3 separate regions of the Homo sapiens genome follow, and regions 2 and 3 are each linked to region 1. Evidence: read pairs that join two places in POLR2A ChIA-PET (ENCODE). Cell type or tissue: GM12878. All regions are shown on one strand.

What was found. ChIA-PET counts read pairs that join two places held together with the same protein. Peaks named below come from ENCODE experiments on the same cell type or tissue, not always from the same donor. Only the 100,000 strongest peaks of a DNase experiment are listed, where the experiment ranks them.
Region 2: POLR2A ChIA-PET joins it to region 1 with 5 read pairs; 2 of 35 experiments call an interaction of 5 or more read pairs at or near these places.
Region 3: POLR2A ChIA-PET joins it to region 1 with 7 read pairs; 11 of 35 experiments call an interaction of 5 or more read pairs at or near these places.

Annotation. Positions count from the first base shown.
Region 1 is chr15:90,710,019-90,712,518 of GRCh38, forward strand. All of the region lies in intron 2 of CRTC3-AS1 (CRTC3 antisense RNA 1), which reads right to left. Among named protein-coding and RNA genes, the nearest start is that of CRTC3-AS1, 5.9 kb to the right of the region's middle. In GM12878, no CTCF peak of the experiment used is centred here; a DNase peak (open chromatin) is centred at 1,564; H3K27ac peaks cover 528 bases.
Region 2 is chr15:90,441,871-90,444,370 of GRCh38, forward strand. It overlaps IQGAP1 (IQ motif containing GTPase activating protein 1), which reads left to right. Exons shown (of 38, transcript NM_003870.4): 9 at 1,524-1,608. Among named protein-coding and RNA genes, the nearest start is that of IQGAP1, 55 kb to the left of the region's middle. In GM12878, no CTCF peak of the experiment used is centred here; no DNase peak of the experiment used is centred here.
Region 3 is chr15:90,851,960-90,854,459 of GRCh38, forward strand. It overlaps LOC105370969 (a long non-coding RNA gene), which reads left to right. Exons shown (of 3, transcript XR_932610.3): 3 at 783-1,670. Among named protein-coding and RNA genes, the nearest start is that of FURIN, 15 kb to the right of the region's middle. RefSeq lists enhancers at 788-877, 888-937. In GM12878, no CTCF peak of the experiment used is centred here; a DNase peak (open chromatin) is centred at 1,132; H3K27ac peaks cover 1,667 bases.

The sequences.
Region 1 (2,500 bases):
TGGCCAGACTGCTCTCGAACTCCTGGCCCCAAGTGATCCGCCGGCCTCGGCCTCCCAAAATGTTGGGATTACAGGTGTGAGCCATCACGCCTGGCCACAGTGAAGTATTTCTATGACTCATTCCTCCATCTACCCAGTTCCCACTCCCAACAGGTATTCATGATTATTAGCTTCTTATTTATTAGAAAAGTTTAAATGAATATGCTAGCTGACACATATCCGAATCATTTTCCCCCATTCTCTAAATAAACATAGCATCCTATGGCTACTGTTTTGCAGTTCGCCTTTTTTTTTTTAAGTATAAACGGGAATTAATTGGCTTATATGACTGCAAAGTCCAGGACGTGGCTGCCAGTACAGCAGGATCCAGGGCCTCAGACAATTAATTCCACCAAAACCCAGCTTCTCTCCTTCTCTTGCCTGCACTCTCCTCTCCGGTGGCTGCATCCTCAGGCAGGCTCCCCTCCTAGTCCCACATCCAGGATGACACCTTAACAGTTTGGGAACTCCAACAGAAAGGGCACACCTATTACCACATTCCCGGTAGATTCTAGCCAAAGTCCTGTGGAGGGCTCTCATTGGCCCAGCTGGAGTCATCAGGCCAAGCCAGTAGGATATACTGATTGGCCAGGCTGACGTGGCAGGGCCACCCCTGGTGTTCCAGGCTTGAGAAGTCAGTCCCACATTGGCATGAGTTTCCTGGCTGAATTGAGAAAAGTGGCTCTCCAAAGCCGTGTCAGGCTGCTGTAAGTGGATGATTTTCCCCAGGCAAAGATTACAGATGTCTACTGCAAAAGGCAGTGTTTTTGATGTCTTTTTTTTTGGCTCTTTCATGCCAGGAAGCTGCTATTATGCCAAACGCATCTGTGGCTCAGGCCATACAGGACCAAACGAAAAGCCAAAGTTGTTTACATCTTTCCTATGATCTTGTTTTTGTGGGCGCCCAAAAAATTATATTACAAACCCTCCAACTAGTCCCAAGTCCATACCTCTAACTACCCCCTTTTTCTAACACAAAGCCAATATTTCCCCTGCCCTAAATTAACCCAAGGCTAGGTACTACAGAACCCCTAGAGATACCGCTAATCTCCAAAACCCACCAGAATTATTCAGACCACCCAGTCCCAAACTTTCCCTGCACTGCCTTGCCTTCCCTGCTGAAACGCTAATAAAGGTTCTCGTTTAAGCTTTCCCTTCACTCCCTTCTGCCTCCTGACCAAACCTGGTGCTTCTTCTCCATGTGGCCCTGCATGGCGTGGTGTGTCCCTCCTCTCAGGAAATGTGGATAAATTATTCCTTCAAAGCCACTAGTCTCTCTGTCATCAGTCAGTCGCTTCTATAAATTAAAATCCTACAGGTACAACTGAGAGAGGGGCTGCTGCGACTGAGTTTTCAGTCCTGGAAAACCACACTTTTTTTTTCTGTCTCTGCAAGGCTTTGGCAGTCTCTCCTCTCCACCCCCTTATTAATGCTGGCCTCTGTTTCACAGGTACCTCTCTACACGAGCAGGTGCAAATTGTCACTGATGGGGGAAACATGAAACAAACTCAGATGCCTCCAGGGACACGTGAGAAGCCACACTTGTTTCAGCCTATTGTTCTCTTGAGGGAATGTGGGCCCTGTGATGATGCTAGATCTTTCTTTTCTTTCTGTACCTTCCTCTCTTCTTCCCTCTCTCCTTCCTTCCCTCCTTCTCTCCTTCCCTCACACCCTCCCTCCCTTTCTTCTTTCCTCTTTTTTAAGAAAAACTGAAAATCTATTTCTGTTTTGATTGGAGCTTTTGTGTGTGTGTAAAATATGTTGTGTGTGTGTTTTTTTTTTCCACAGCAACTGCTTTTTGTGTGTGTGGTAAAATATGTATGAAATAAACTGCCATTTTAACCTTTTTATGAGTAGAACTCAATGGCATTAATTACATTCAAAATGCTGTACAGCCATTGCCACAATTTCTAAACTTTTTCATCCCCCCAAATGGAAACTATGAACCCAGTAAGCAATAATTCCTCATTCTTCCCTCCTTCCTACTCTCAGTTCCTGAAACCTCTAATCTACTTTCTGTCTCTATGAATTTGCCTATTCAAAATCTTTCATATAAATGGAGTCAGATCGTATTTGTTTTTTTGTGTTGGCATATTTGACTCAGAATGTTGTAGCATGTGTCAGAGCTTCACTCCTTTTCATGGCCGAATGATACTCCACTGTATGGATATACTACTTTTTTTTTTTTTTTTTTTGAGATGGAGCCTCGCTCTGTTGCCCAGGCTGGAGTGCAGTGGCACGATCTTGGCTCACTACAACCTCCACCTGCCAGGTTCAAGCAATTCTCCTGCCTCAGCCTCCCGAGTAGCTGGGGTTACAGGAACACGCCACCATGCCCGGCTAACTTTTTTGTATTTTTAGTAGAGACAGGGTTTCACTATGTTGGCCAGGCTGGTCTGGAACTCCTGACTTCAAGTGATCCACCCACCTCAGCCTCCCAAACTGCTGGGATTACAGGTGT
Region 2 (2,500 bases), 270 kb before region 1:
TTAGTGCACTTTTGCAATTAGTTTCCACCTTACCCACACCCCTGAGCCCAGGCAACTACCAGTCTATTTTCTATTGCTGCCATTGACCTTTTTAAGAATTTTATACAAATGGAATGATGCAGTATCTAATCTTTTGGTGTGAGGCTCCATTTTGACCTCTGCTTCTTGAATTTTATATAAATAAAATTCTAGAGCGTAGCCATTAAAATTAATAGTGCCCTTTGGAAAGATTATCTCTAAATATTAACATAGTCTTTCCTCTTTCCCAGATTCTCTGGGGTAAAATGTTTGTGTACAGTTGTTATGGGTATGTGGAAGTTAGTTAAATGATTCTGACTTGAAAAAACTGAATCTGAGGATCTCATTTCCCGAGGTCAGGAGTTTGAGACCAGCCTGGCCAACATGGCGAAATCCCATCTATACTAAAAGTCAAAAATTAGCCCAGCGTTGTGTTGGGCTCCTGTAATCCCAGGTACTTGGGAGGCTGAGGCAGCAGAATCTATTGAACCTGGGAGGTGGAGGCTGCAGTGAGCCAAGACTGCACCAGCCAGGAGACAGGGCGAGACTCCGTCTCGGGGGGGAAAAAAAAAACTTCACACAAATTTATCCACCCCTTGTTAAAATTAGTGGTTGATGACAAAACGAAGACAATCCTGCTCTCAGAACATTCTTTGTATCTCTTATCATAGAGCAGGGATTTCAGTTTCCCAGTTAGGTGCCAAACTGGCCTGCAGGCAAGTAGCTGCTGCCCTGCCTCTGCCTATGTCACCAGTGAGACTCCAGGATTGTGGATCTGTATGTGCCCATTCTGCTCAGATCTGAGGCAAGGATGTGCTGCCCCTAATCCCAGCACTTTGGGAGGCCAAGGCGGGCAGATCACTTGAGGTTAGGAGTTTGAGACCAGCCTGGCCAATATGGTGAAACCCTATCTCTACTAAAAATACCAAAAAAATTAACTGGGCATGATGGTGCACGCCTGTAGTCCCAGCTACTCAGGAGGCTGAAGCAAGAGAATCACGTGAACCCAGGAGGCAGAGTTTTTAATGAGCCAAGATGGTGCCATTGCACTGCAGCCTGGGTGACAGAGTGAGACTCTGTCTCAAAAAAAAGACAGAATCTCGCTCAGTCACCTAGGCTGGAGTGCAGTGGCACGGTCATAACTCACTGCAGCCTTGAACTTCTGGGGAAAGCAATCTTACTGTCACAGCCTCCTGAGTAGCTGGGACTACAGGCATGTGCCACCACATTGGGCTAATAAAAAAAAGTTTTTTGTAGAGATGGGGTCTCGCTATGTTGCCCAGGCTGATCTCAAACTCTTGGCTTCAAGCCATCTTCCCACCTTGGCCTTCCAAAGCACTGGGATTACAGGCATGAGTTACTGTGCCTGCTTTGTTCTTTATAAAGGGTCTTAAGCTACACCCATATTCTTGGTAGTGTTATGGTGCAGGAGGAGCACACGTGTATTTATGTGGTCTTCTTAGACACCTTAAGCTAACTTAATTACGCTTTTTACTCATCCTCAGACAGAAAACTCAGAGAGAGAAAGAGATGTTTATGAGGAGCTGCTCACGCAAGCTGAAATTCAAGGCAATATAAACAAAGTCAATAGTAAGTATGTTCCTGAATCAGGCACCTAAAGGGATATTATAATATAATGTGAATGTTGATCTATTCTGGGACTTACAACATAGTTTGATTTACTTACTTTAGACATTCGTGGATTTGTTTAGCAATAATTGCTTGTTAACAATCTTTTGTGTTTCTATGCCTCCGTTTTAATTATTTATCTTCAGTCAGCCGCTTGTTCCTACACTGACAGTAGCATCATAGTAGTCTGTTTGGCTACAGTTTCACTCTTTCACCCTATTACATGCTTTTAAATATTATTTTCCTGGCCAGGCACAGTGGCTGATTAATCCCAGCACTTACATATCTGTAATCCCAGGACTTTGGGAGGCTAAGGCGGGTGGATCACCTGAGGTCAGAAGTTCGAGACCAGCCTAGCCAATATGGTAAAACCCCATCTCTACTAAAAATACAAAAATTAGCCGGGCATGGTGGCGTGCTCTTGTAGTCCCAGCTACTTGGGAGGCTGAGGCAGGAGAATTGCTTGAACCTGGGAGGCATAGGTTGCAGTGAGCTGAGATGGTGCCACTGTACTCCAGACTGGGCAACAGTGAGACTCTGTCTCAAAAAAAAAAAAATATTTTTCTATTTTTTTAAAGTAACATTATATTTTTGTTTTTCCTTTAAAGAATAATGCAAGCTGTCTAGAAATAAAAAATAAACCACAAAAATTAGACTCCTTCACTTAGAAATAATCATCACTTAGGAATAATCATTACTGGCATTTTTTTGTATGTCCTTCAAAACTGTGTGTGTGTGTGTGTGTGTGTGTGTGTGTGTGTGTATATATATATTTTTTTTTTTCTTTAAGAGACAGAGTTACACTTTGTTGTTTAGGCTGCAGTTGCGATTATGGTTTACTGCAGCCTCAAAC
Region 3 (2,500 bases), 140 kb after region 1:
GGCTTGACCACTCTGTGCCTGTTTCCTCACCTGTAGCAGTTAGGAATGCATTTGGCTGCAGGTAACTGCAGAGCTCCAACCTCCCGCAAAACAGCAGCTTTGTTCATTTCATCTTGAAAAGCTCAGCCATGTGCGGTTGCTGGTTTTGGTTCAGGAGGTCAGAGAGAGGATTCATCATCTTTGTCTTTTTTCTTAGAAAAACCTGTTTACCTGAAGACTTCCCCTCAATGTCACTGCCAAAGGGAAGCCTTGCAACCAGGCTGCCGGTTGCACGGATCCAACATTTGCTCTGTGGGTCTCAGCCTGGGTCAAACTCACACCTCTAAGGGATGTTTGGAAATGTGTGGAGTCATTTTGGGTTGTCACAATGATTTAGCTGCAATGCATAGAACAGTCTTATATGAAGAATTGTCCTGCCCTAGAAGAAAAAAAAATGTCCCACCCAAATGCCAAAATGTCTGTGCCCCACTGAAAAGCTCCAGCCTCCGTAAGTGGAGGCAGTGAGTAGGGAAGGGCTGAGACAGATGCAGGTCAGGCACCAGCCCTCACTCCTGCCACATCCAGCTTGTAGGGCTGTGCCAGGGAGCATGGGGATGTGCCCAGGCCAGCGCCTGGCATGAGCACATGTTGGGGTCCCCAAGGCGTGCCTAAGGGGCGCTTTGGCCAGAGCACTGTGGCAAGGTCTGAGACTGGCAAAGAATGACCCCGGGGACTGAGCAGTGGATGCAGGTGGAAACAGAGTGCCTCTGATTTTCCTCTGACCTTCTTGCCTCTCTTCAAAGCCTGCCTGGCCCTCGGAGGCTGCCCAGTGCATCATAGTACATCCCACGGTGGCTCCCCAGATGGATTCTGACTCAGCAGCAGACGCAGCAGGGCAGGCAAAAGGATGTGGGGGAAACCTCACTGTGGCTCATCACCACGTCCATCTGCCTCACCAAGTTCCCAGCAAGGAGTCGGCCCTGATGGGTGTATTCCTCAGCCACAGCTCCTCAGTGGGCCAGCAAGGTGACTCGAAGGGCCTCTGCCACCTCTAAGATTGGGGAACAGGAAAGATGGACCTGGCCCCACCCCAGCCTGCGGGTCACCACCCATGGCGGGACAAGTGAGAAAAGTTGGCCTTGCTCACCGCTGGAGCCCAAACCACAGGTTTCATTTCCCCTTGATAAAGACAATGTTTGCTATTGTTGCATCTGATGGTAAAAGCAAGTCATATTCACTATCAAAAAGTTTGAAAGGCGGCCGGGCACGGTGGCTCACACTTGTATTCCCAGCATTTTGGGAGGCCGAGGCAGGCGGATCACAAGGTCAAGAGATCGAGACCATCCTGTCCAACATGGTGAAACCCCATCTCTACTAAAAATACAAAAATTAGATGGGCATGGTGGCGTGCACCTGTAGTTCCAACTACTTGGGAGGCTGAGGCAAGAGAATCGCTTGAACCCGGGAGGCAGAGGTTGCTGTGAGCCCCAAGATTGCACCACTACACTCTAGCCTGGCAACAGAGCGAGACTCCGTCTCAAAAAACAAAAAAAAAAAGGAAAATAAGAATCCAGCCTCAAGCCTGTCACCCAGGAACAATCACTCTAGTTGGCTGGTGTATTTCCCTCCAGTCTTTTTTTCAGTGTATGTATATAAACTTTATTTATATATATTATTTTATAGCCAGCTGCTTTTTTTCTTTTAATTCTAAATGATGGGCTGTTTTTTGTTTTAAAACACTGTAGACCAGCCAAGTGTGGTGGCTCAAACCGGTAATCCCAGCACTTTTGGAGGCTGAGGTGGGCAGATCACTTGAGCCCAGGAATTCAAGACCAGCCTGGGCAACATGGCAAAACCATGTCTCTACCAAAAATAAAAAAATTAGCCAGGCATGGTTCCATGCACCTGTAGTCCCTGCAACTTGGGAGGCTGAGATGGGAGGATCACCTGAGCCCAGAGAGGTCGAGGCTACAGTGAGCCATGATCATGCCATCACACTCCAGCCTGGGTGACAAGAGTGAGACCCTGTCTCAAAAACAAACAAACAAACAAACAAAAAAAAACACAGGCTGGGCACAGTGGCTCATGCCTGTAATCCCAGCACTTCGGCAGGCCAAGGTAGGTGGATCACCTGAGGTCAGGAGCTCAAGACCAGCCTGGCCAACATGGCGAAACCCTGTCTCTACTAAAAATACAAAAATTAGCCGGGTGTGGTGGCACACGCCTGTAATCCCAGCTACTTGGGAGGCTGAGGCATGAGAATCGCTTGAACCCGGGAGGTGGAGCTTGCAGCGAGCTGAGATTGTGCCACTGCACTCCAGCCTGGGCGACAGAGCAAGACTGCATCTCAAAAGAACAAACAAAAACAAAAACCACTGTAGACCAAGCAAACTCAACTCTTCCTCCTCCCATGCAGTGCTCCCTCTGCCTGTTTCCCCACATCACCTGTGTGATGGGGAGTGGGGGGGCACACAGCGAGGCTGAGGACTCATGGAATGACCCTTGGGAAGCCAGAATGGGC